2 separate regions of the Homo sapiens genome follow, and region 2 is linked to region 1. Evidence: chromatin contacts called from ENCODE Hi-C data. All regions are on one chromosome and are shown on one strand. The core of a region is the stretch at or near the end of the contact, and the rest is flanking DNA. Distances in the headings are between cores, read along the strand shown. Region 1 holds the start of OLIG2 (oligodendrocyte transcription factor 2). Region 2 holds the start of SIM2 (SIM bHLH transcription factor 2).

Evidence for each region. A loop is a pair of places that touch in the nucleus more often than their neighbours do. Pooled maps may share reads with other maps.
Region 2: a loop to region 1 is called in a map of naive thymus-derived CD4-positive, alpha-beta T cell, with 16 times the contacts of the local background. The contact joins the promoter of SIM2 here to the promoter of OLIG2 in region 1. A Hi-C loop is called at or near these places in 1 of 168 maps with a recorded cell type or tissue (naive thymus-derived CD4-positive, alpha-beta T cell), 16 of 37 single-sample maps with no recorded cell type and 9 of 50 pooled maps.

Annotation. Positions count from the first base shown.
Region 1 is chr21:33,023,151-33,027,886 of GRCh38, reverse strand. It overlaps OLIG2 (oligodendrocyte transcription factor 2), which reads right to left and starts at 1,952. Exons shown (of 2, transcript NM_005806.4): 1 at 1,861-1,952; 2 at 1-1,086. The coding sequence starts at 1,024. The coding sequence ends at 53. RefSeq lists an enhancer at 1,221-2,123.
Region 2 is chr21:36,696,400-36,701,135 of GRCh38, reverse strand. SIM2 (SIM bHLH transcription factor 2) reads right to left here and starts at 2,021. Exons shown (of 11, transcript NM_005069.6): 1 at 1,215-2,021. The coding sequence starts at 1,389. LOC105369308 (a long non-coding RNA gene) reads left to right here and starts at 2,145. Exons shown (of 3, transcript NR_188246.1): 1 at 2,145-2,227. LOC107985492 (a long non-coding RNA gene) reads right to left here and starts at 620. Exons shown (of 4, transcript XR_001755029.1): 1 at 1-620. RefSeq lists enhancers at 1-200, 201-794, 4,630-4,736.

The sequences.
Region 1 (4,736 bases), core at 703-3,202:
TCCCCGCGGCCCCTGGCTCCCCTGTCGCCAGAACGCGCCGGCGCCAGTCGGCTCACTTGGCGTCGGAGGTGAGGCGCGGCAGGCTGCCGGCGCCCATAGCCGACACGTGGTGGTGCGGCGGCGGCACCTGGCACATGCTGCAGGGGCAGGGCATGCCGCCCCAGTGCTGGAAGCCCCCGCTCGCCCCACTGCCGCCGCCCCCGCCCCCCAGCGGGGCGGCCGCGGCAGCAGACGGAGACTTGAGTAGGCCGTGCGGTGGACGGATGGAGCCGACCGACGGCAGCCCGGATCCGGGCAGAGAGGCGCTGGACACAGCCGCGGCTGCAGCGGCGGCAGCAGCCGCTGCGGCGGCGGGCGGCAGGATGGGGTGGTGCACCGCGGGGTGATGTGCGGCGTGCGCTGCTGCTGCCGGGTGCGCGGTGGCGGCGGGCAGGGGCGCGGAGTGCGCCAGGCCGCCGCAGGCCGACGGGTGGAAGCCAGCGTGGTGGCCCCCGTAGATCTCGCTCACCAGTCGCTTCATCTCCTCCAGCGAGTTGGTGAGCATGAGGATGTAGTTGCGCGCCAGCAGCAGCGTGGCGATCTTGGAAAGCTTGCGCACCGAAGGGCCGTGTGCGTACGGCATGACCTCGCGGAGGCCATCCATGGCGATGTTGAGGTCGTGCATGCGCTTGCGCTCGCGGCTGTTGATCTTGAGACGCAGCTGCTGCAGCTCCGGCTCTGTCATTTGCTTCTTGTCCTTCTTGGTGGACGACGCAGCCGCCGACGACGTAGACGACGAGGTGCTGGACGAGGATGACTTGAAGCCACTGCCTCCTAGCTTGTCCCCAGGATGCGCGCCCGCAGAGCCCATAGCGCCGCGCAGCTCGGCGCTCAGCTCCGGCGGGCAGTCACTCGGGGTGGACGAGGACACGGTGCCCCCAGTGAAGGCGCTGCCGCTGCTGCCCTTACTCCGGGCCGGCAGAAAAAGGTCATCGGGCTCTGGCGACGACGGGCGGCTGGACACCAGGCTGGCGTCCGAGTCCATGGCCCCAGGGGAAGATAGTCGTCGCAGCTTTCGCAGGGTCCTCCTTCCCTCGGACCCGAAAACTTCCAGGAGAGGAGGAGAAAAGAGAGAGAATGAGAGAGAGAGAGAGGGAGAGAGAGAGAGAGTGAGTCAGTGAGAGACAGAAAAGCTGCTCCCGCCTGCACCGCAGTACCACAGCGCGGGGTCCCGGCACAGGTGGCCCGTGGCTCCTCGTCCCCCTCGCTACTATCTCTGGCCCTCCTTTTAGCTGCACGCGGGTACCTATAATTAAGCTCTCTCTATCTCCCCTCTGCTCTCATGCAACAGGTTATTTCAGGGAGCGTTGGTGACCCTCGGGGTGCGGGTGGCATTCTAGAGGCTTCGGGCTTTCAGTTAGGTGTGGGAAAACTGAGCCCCCGGGCTGGAATAAACGAGTGGGAAGTGAGGGCCTTTCTTTGGGGAGAATGGAGATCTAGATAGAGAACTAATGATTTGGTTCCTCAAACGGATCCACCTTATCTCCATCGACACCACGCAGCAAACACACGCACACGCACATGCACCCAGAGCCGGCGCGGGGCCCAGAGTCCATGTGCTGCATCTGGAGACCACGGGGAGCTCACCAGCTGACTGGGGCTTGGGCAGAAAGAGCTGTTGTCGCTCCGACTTCTCGCTTTTGGTGAGGGAGATGCAGCGGTGAGTGTGGGGAGGACAGAAGAGCAAAGTCGCTCTGGAGAAATGGCCCGCAGAGTAGGGATCCAGACCCCCTGTATCGGAGCATTCTGGGTCACAGCCGAGTTGAGGAGAGTCTGTCCCTGGGATCTAGGCTGCGGCTGCTGTGGGGCGGGGACACTTACTCTGGATGCGATTTGAGGAGCTCGCTCCGAAAAGCCTCAGGGGAGAACCTGGCACCGGGCGCTGGTGTCGCGTCGATCTATAATAAGCATCCGCACCTTTAGGGGCTCGGCCGGTTTTTATAGCCCGGTGGCAGCGGCGACGGCGGCAGCGGTGGCGGGGGCGGGGGCGGGGAACAATGTGCGTGTCCTGGAGGGGCTGCCTCGCCAATGAGCTGGGCCCGCCGGGGGGCTGGGAAGCTGATGTCATCCGGGCTAATTCCGCTCAATGAAACTCGCCAGGCCGGGCACACGCCTCCTCCCTGCGCACAACCAATGGGCGCCCGTGGCCGGGAGATTCTTGGGGAGGGACTGGAGGAGGGACCCGAGGAGGCGAGGGGGAGGAGAAGGGCGGCTCAAGGGGGATGGAGGGAGGGCTGAGCGCGCTTGGGACCAAGGGAGAAAGGGAACGTGGTCAAATTTCTGTAAAAAATACGGCCACCACAGAGTCAGGTTGGGGGATGGGATGGTTTGGAGACTCTGCAGAGTCTAACAAACTAACCTGATGCCCCACGCAGCCGCACCTTTTGGGATGCGCGCGGAAAACCCTGGCGACCCAGGATCCGGGGCTGGGGTCTCCTCCCTAGCTCTTCCTCTGTCTGGTTTCCCGCCGCCTGTTCCCATCTCACTGGTTTCATCAACACGTGGGCATTTGGCGCCCCAAATGTAAACGATGCCCAGGCACAAAGTCCCCACTATCTTGGTGCTCTACTCGCGCGTCTAGGAGATGGCCGTGGCTGCAGCTCCGACGGCAGCCGGTAGCGCCCCCAGCTGGGGGCAGGGACTTGAGGGGTAGAGGGCGGGCAAGGAGGGAGGGGACGGACTCCAGAAGAGTGTTTTGAAAGAATTCACAACTCTCCTTTAGGTTGAGGATGGTGTGGGTACAGGGACGAGTTATTTCCGCACGGTAACCGCGCTAGCACAAGGGCAGGGTCGTGCCTGTAGTTAAACACCCCTCCATTTATTAGCAGGGGAGCCGGATGATAGTAAGTATTTTCAGTGTCGTCTTTGTGATCACCACACGCCTTGGGGCAGGGGCAACGCTGGCATCTGTAGTCCAAGCAGGGCTCCGCTGTAAAAGGTTAGCAAAGAGCCTTCCGTCCCAGTCGCCTGCTTTCTGGAACTGCAAAGAGAAGTTTCAGGCCTGGGCAAGGCTTCTCCACGCTGTGGGCCAGACAGCGAGATGGAACCACTCGCGACCGCGTTGGGACATGTTTTACCGATTGCAGGCTGGCTCTGAAACCTGAAAACTCTTGACGATGAGGAATTAAGCCCGAACTGGAGAAGCACCTCACGGAGGTAGCTGAGGTACGGATGCATTCACCCATTTTACAGATGGGAAAAGCCAGAGACCGTGTGCAGCAAGCCTACAGAAAAAATTGCTAAGCCTTTACAGAGCAGCCCTGCTTGGACTACAGATGCTGGCGTTGGCGGTTCCTTATAGTACAGGCAGCCACCTGTCTCCCCCAGTCCCTAATCTCTTCCCCGAGCTGAATTTCTCACACCCATACATTTCGAATTCAGACATTTGTTTCTGCAGATCTCGGATGCTAGCACTTGACACTGTGAGCGCACGCGCGGGCACACACGCACACAGTCTCCTAGGGAGTGTGAGGAACGTCGGGTTACTTCCGTTGTTGGGGAACTTTTACTGTGCAAGTACGGTTTTAAAAACAAGCAAACAAATTAGCATAGTAAATAATTGGTCTTCAAGTAGCAAAGTTACAAAATAAACAAATACAAAGAGAAACCCACGTTATTGCCCCTAGTTCTGAGATATGTCTCCCTCTGCGGTCTCCGCTAGAAGCCCAGCCCGCTCTCGCCTTCGCCCCAGTCTCGTGCCTTCTGGAGCATTATTTTTCAATCCGCGTGTTTCCCAGCTGGCTCTGCAGCCATCCGTTAAATATGTATTTAAAACATGAAGAACTGAAGCGTGGTGTTATGTCGTCCAACGGTTACAAGGATGACCCATAACCGTTCAATTAGTAGAATCTGTCACTCGGACGACGCAGGGAGCGGGGGGGTGGGGATCAGAAAGGGCTCGGGCATTTGTAGATGCCTCCTTCGGGCCTACCCCGCCAACAGCAGCGAGGCCATGTGTGGTGCGCGCTGTGGGGCCACCAGTCGGGGCGCGGAGTTGTGCGCCTGCCAGTGTAGCTAATAAACACCAGCAGGCGCAACGTGCGCGCTCCTTGGTTGCAGCCGCTGAGGTTAGTCCAGCCGCCGGCACGTGTCCCGGAACCCGGTTTCTTTTTTTGTTGCTGCCCACTGGTGTCTGTCCTGCGACCGACTTGCGGCGGTGAGAGCAAGCGGTCTCAGGTTCTTTGCGCGCTCGGTCCAGTGGCTGGAGTTGGGAGTCAGGGGTGAAAGTCGAGGGGCCCGTCTTGGCATGGCGCGAGTCTAGAGCCTGGAAGGCAAAGTCGGAAGCTCTGTGCTGCTGCTGGCCCCTTCTTCACCTGGCAGGCTTCCCTCAACATCCTCCCGTCGCCGGAGTAGCTTGGGAGGTCGGGGAGGTCTGTGTCGCCCCTGGGCTCCCTTGGCCCTGGTGCCAATCGGATGCTGAGTACCTCTCGGTGTGTCTCCTATGCCTCCCCACCCCGTCCCAGGAATAACTAGAAATTAGATCCCGGTGCCCAAGCTTGCCCTGGTGCGTCCTGGAGGCGTCCCCAGGACTTGTCCGGGTCCTGCGCCCGGCGCCCGGGGTGGGCGACCTGGGCGGGTCCCAGGCACTGCGGTTCCCACCAGCGCGCGCAGCTGGGGCCCCTTCCTGGGGAATGGAGTGCTCATTTGCAGAGGCTAATGGGCCCCGGCTCCGGGAGTTCCTGGTTGGCCCCCGCGTC
Region 2 (4,736 bases), core at 772-3,271, 3.7 Mb before region 1:
GACCCACCAGAACCCTGAGCAGCGCGCCTCCCAGCAAAGAGTCAAATCCTTCGGGCCAGGCCGCAGCGACCCCGCTGGGAGCAGAGGCTCTGGAAGACGCGGCCCGGAACGCTTGGGACGCCAAAAACGCTCAGACCTGCTGCTCGGAGGTGCCTGGCCGGGCAGCCACTGTCACCAGCGGCAACCGGCGTGGGCGGCGGGGCAGCCCACCCAGCGCGCCACTATTTCTTCCTGTTCCGAGTCTTCCGCACCGCGGGTCCCAGCGCCCCTGGCCCACTGGCACATTTTCAATCCTGAAAAGAACGGCAGCGCTCAGCTCTGTCTGCCATTTTCGAATTAATCGGACCCCTCTCTTTCAGCCGGGTCTCAGCTCAGCAACGGCGGGGGCGGGTCTCTCCTGCCCGGACTTCCCGCACCCCAGCCTCACGAGAGGGCCCGGCTCAGCACAAGTGTTCGCTCTGTGGCCTCAGCCTGCAGTGCTTGGGCCTCACCGTGATCCCCGCTGACTCGCAGCGCCTGAAGCTGACCCTCCTTCACCTCCTCCAGAAGAGACAAAAAGAGGGAGGAATGAAGGAAAAATAAAGGGAATCGTAGAAAGAAAAGGAGGAAGGGAAGGAGGGATAAAGAAAGGAAGGGATGGGGAAAGAAAGAAAGCAAAACCAGAGTGAACTTCCAAAGAAAGGAAGGAAAGCAGAAAAGGAAAGAAAACAAACCAATGCATTGGCAAAGGAAGGAAGGAAGGAGGGAGGGAGAGAGGGGGCCAAGGAAGGAAGGAAGGGGAGAATGAAAGAAAGAGGAAGAAAGAAAGAAAAAGAAAGAGAAAGAAAGAAAGAAAGGAAAGAAAGAGAGAAAAAAATCCAAACCAAACCAGAATGCACTGGCGAAGGAAGGAAGGAGGAAAGGGAGAAAGAACAAAACCAGAAAGAACTCGCTGGCCGTGCGGGCTGGGGGACTGCCTGCCCCTGGAACAATTCGTAATTCGCCCTCACCCAGCCCTGGACCAGGAGAGGGTTTGGTCGCCTGGGCCGCCAAGGCCCTGGCCCCTCGCCCCAAGCCAGCGCCGAAGCCGAAGACCCTCACGCAACCTCCCTCAGACGCCCCAGCTCTGGACGCCAGGCCGCGGCAACCCCTCTGGGCGGGCTGGCTTGCGCTTCCCGCCTGGGCCGGGGCCGCCGGGCTCCCCAGCGTCCCCGGCCGCCCACCTGAGGCCTCACCTTCGGGGAAGACGGCGCGCATCTTCAGGTAGCTCGTGGTGAGGCGGATGATGGACGCTTTGTCCAGCTGCGAAGTGATGGCCGACGGCAGCGGGAGCAGCTTGGCAAGCTCGTAAAACTCGCCATTTTCCTTCTCCCTCCTGGTCTTGGCCGCATTCTTGGACTTCTCCTTCATCGCGCCTCGGCTCCGGGCATATTAGACCCGGCCGTGCTCCAGGCCCGCGGAGCCCCGCTCGGGCTGCGGCGGCGGGGATGGGGAAGGGGGAGCCGGGAGCCAGGTGAGTCCGCGGAGTGGGCCGCGGGCAGGTGCGGGGGGCCTCCCGGGGTTCCGAGACGCCTCCCCGCAGCCGCCGGGCCTGAGCTCCGAGCAACCCGGCGGCGCCGCCCGCCGCTGCCCGGAGCGCAGCCTCCTCCGGGCTGGACCGTCCTGCAGCAACCGGAGCCCCGTTCCTGCTCGCTCCTGTTTCCTCCCTCCTGCCTCTCCTGCCTCGGCCTTCCTGGGGGGTGGGGGCGGCCGGCGCGGAGGCGGAGGCGCTGCTTACTCCTTCGTCGAGTGCTCGAACCGGCTGCGGCAAGGCCCCTCCGGACCGGAGGGCGACAGGGGCGGCGGTGGCCGCGGAGCCATGGAGCGGGAGCCCAGCGGAGGGGAGCGAGTCGCAGGCGGCTGGGGCCGGGCCCTGGCCCGGGCGCGCTCTCCTGCCCTTCCTGGCGGCTCCCTGTGCCTGGAGACGCAGCGCCGGAGCCCGCGATGTGTGGCTAGGCGCAGCACCTCCGCTGTCCACGTGCGGCCGAGCCGCGTTTGTTTATGGCAGACCCGCCTTCGGGCGGAGCACTGGCCGCCTGGGTCCCGGAGGGGGGAGCGGGAGGGGGGAGGGACCGCGGCGGGGGCGGGGGCGGCGAATCTTGCCTCCGACCCCGCCGCGGCCCTGGAGTCACAGGCGCGCCTCCGCGTCGCTGCCTCCAGGGACTCTCCCGGGAGAGACCCGCGCGCTCCCGGGTTCGGGGAAGTCGCGGTGAGTGCACACGGCGCGCCGCGGGGACCCGCTCCTGAGCGCCGGTCGCCGGACCCCGGAGCTAGGATGGGCGGCAGGGAGGGCGAGGGAAGGAGGGGTGCCGAGGCCGCCCCTGTGGCTCTCGGGAAGGTCACCAGCAGGCGCGGCCGAGAGGAGGCGGCGCGACTCGTTGGCCAGGCGCCCTGCCGGGGAGGATCGAGCCTTCCGAGGGTGCGCTGGTCCCGCGTCCTCGCCCTCCCGGTGTTGCAGGTCCAAGAGCTGAAAAGGGGAAAGCCGGGAGCCCCCCTCCCCCCATTACACACACACGTGAAAACGGCGCGAGTGGCTCCGAAGTGACCCTTCTGCCCTTTCTGTCCTCGAAACACTAAGGTGCAAAGAGATTGTCGCCTTCTCAGGAGGAGCGGGAGGCCGCAGGGGCGCTCAGGCCAGGGGAAGGGAGGGGCCAGGGAGCCCAGCCGAGTGGTGAGGCCTCTCCCAGGGCGCCGGCGGAAACAGGGCCCAACTGCCGGGGCGGCGGCAAAAGCAGCCCGATTCAGCGCAGCCGGAATTTTGAGGAATCGGCGTTGGGCGATTAAGGGCCAAGGTCGCTGAGCCAGGGTCACAGGGTGGGCGCAGGTGGCGCAGGTGGGGCCCATGGTGATGGGGCAGAAGGCAATTGGAGAAAGAAGACTCCGTTGCAGACGCGGCCACTGGGCATTCTGGACTCTCCTTCAGGGTCATTTTGGACCTAAAGAGTCCTTTTGTCCCCCCTCTGCCCTCCCCTGTCCGGCTCCCGCAGCCTGGAAATGGGTGTGCGGCCCAGGAGTCCTCCGCGCACCCCTGCAGCGGCGGTCACATAACCCCACCTCTTCCAGGAGTGCAGCTTTCCCGGCCCCCCAGGCCAGAGACAGGCTCAGAGGACGCAGGGCAATTCCTTACCTTGGCGTCGAGATCATGTGGGGACTCTCGGCCGTGTGCCACAGGCTGCAGAGCCGTGGAGCAGTGGGGTGCGTGACCTGGAGGTCAGCAGGGGCCGGGAGGACACCGGGCCGCGGATGGGGGCGCGGAGATTTGGGTTCTCGGTGTCACTGCTCTCGCCACTGGCCCGGGATCATGAGCCTGCTGCTCCGAAAACTCGCCGTCGGACAGCGACTGAGTATCCGCTTCCCTCCCCTGGCCCTCCCCTGCGCCAGGAAGGCCTGGCCTTCGGCAACCGTGCCTGCAGCAGGCGCTCCTGACCTTTTCCAGGGACTCCTTTGAAGGTCAAAAGTTCGAAGGCGTTCGAAGCCGAGCAGGCTCCCTCCAGGGGCTGGAAGGTGTGCGCAAACCCGGGCTCTCCCCCTGCCTGTCCCTAGCCCCTTGCGGAGTCCACATCGTGGCCAGGGCTCGCAGGCTTGGTGCTCCGAAACCGCGACGCCACGCGAGCCGGACGCACAGAGTAACAGCGCTTTCCTTTGGGGTTTCGGATCCAGGAGCGCTTTCCTGTTGCAGCGGCTTGAGCAGAGGGCCATGGGCTAGCGGCGCGGGTCTCCAATGCCCAAGCCTGGCGAGTCGGACCCACCTCCGCGCCCAGGATCCCGCTCCTGGCTGCGCTGACAGCTGCCGGCTCCGGGCCTCTGGGAGAAGGAGCTCCAAGGGGTTAGAGGCTACGGACCCAGCCCCTGCCGCAGCTTCCGCAGGCGGCCCCCTGAGCCCGCTCTGGCACCTCCTGGGCTTCGGGAGGATTTAATGCGTTTCTCACCCCCACGGCTTCCGACCCTCAATTATGGACCCGGGAGAATTCCTCCTGGGCTTGAAAGGGATTACCCAGATCGCAGAAACATGGCTAAGTGGAAGTGGGAGAAACCCGACAAGTAACAAGAACGGAAACTTTCCTCAAGGCAAATTTCCCGGATTTTACGGGAAAGCGCACTTATCTTCCCAGGGACAGCCTCTGTTCACGTGTCCGCGAGGCAGGTTCGAAGCGCGCTACGGGAGGCAGAGCAATGCCGTGTTTGAAGACTGGAAGATACGTGGGTGTGAGATACCTCCAGGCCCAACGCCTGCCCAGCAGCTGCCCAAGCAGACGTTGTGTACTCGGCTCCCCCAAGCACATCCTTTCGCCGTACACGCGCGCGCGCGCACACACACACACACATCCACACACACACGCAGCTGTGGCTCTGGGGTCCCTGATGGCACCACGCAAAGTACCAGAAGTACACGGGCACCGCACCTCGAGGTTTCCCAGGTAGGAAGGACAGGGATGCCTCTGTGGAATTGTGAAGGAAGAAACCCAACCCTTGGTGGGGGCCGTCCCGGAGCTCTCCCTGCTGGAGGGGGAGCCTCGGGCCCTCGGAAAAGGACACTTAGAGCTAATACCCACAGGCCGTATGTGGGATAGTTAGTATGAAGCTGGAAGCTCTGTTGGAATGGAAAAGTACCGGGCAGGTGCTCACTAGAGTGGTCAGGAGCATCGGCGGTGACCGCAGATTGGGACACCTCCTATGTCTTTCCCTTCTGGCGCGGGGAGAAGAAATTCCTGGTCCAG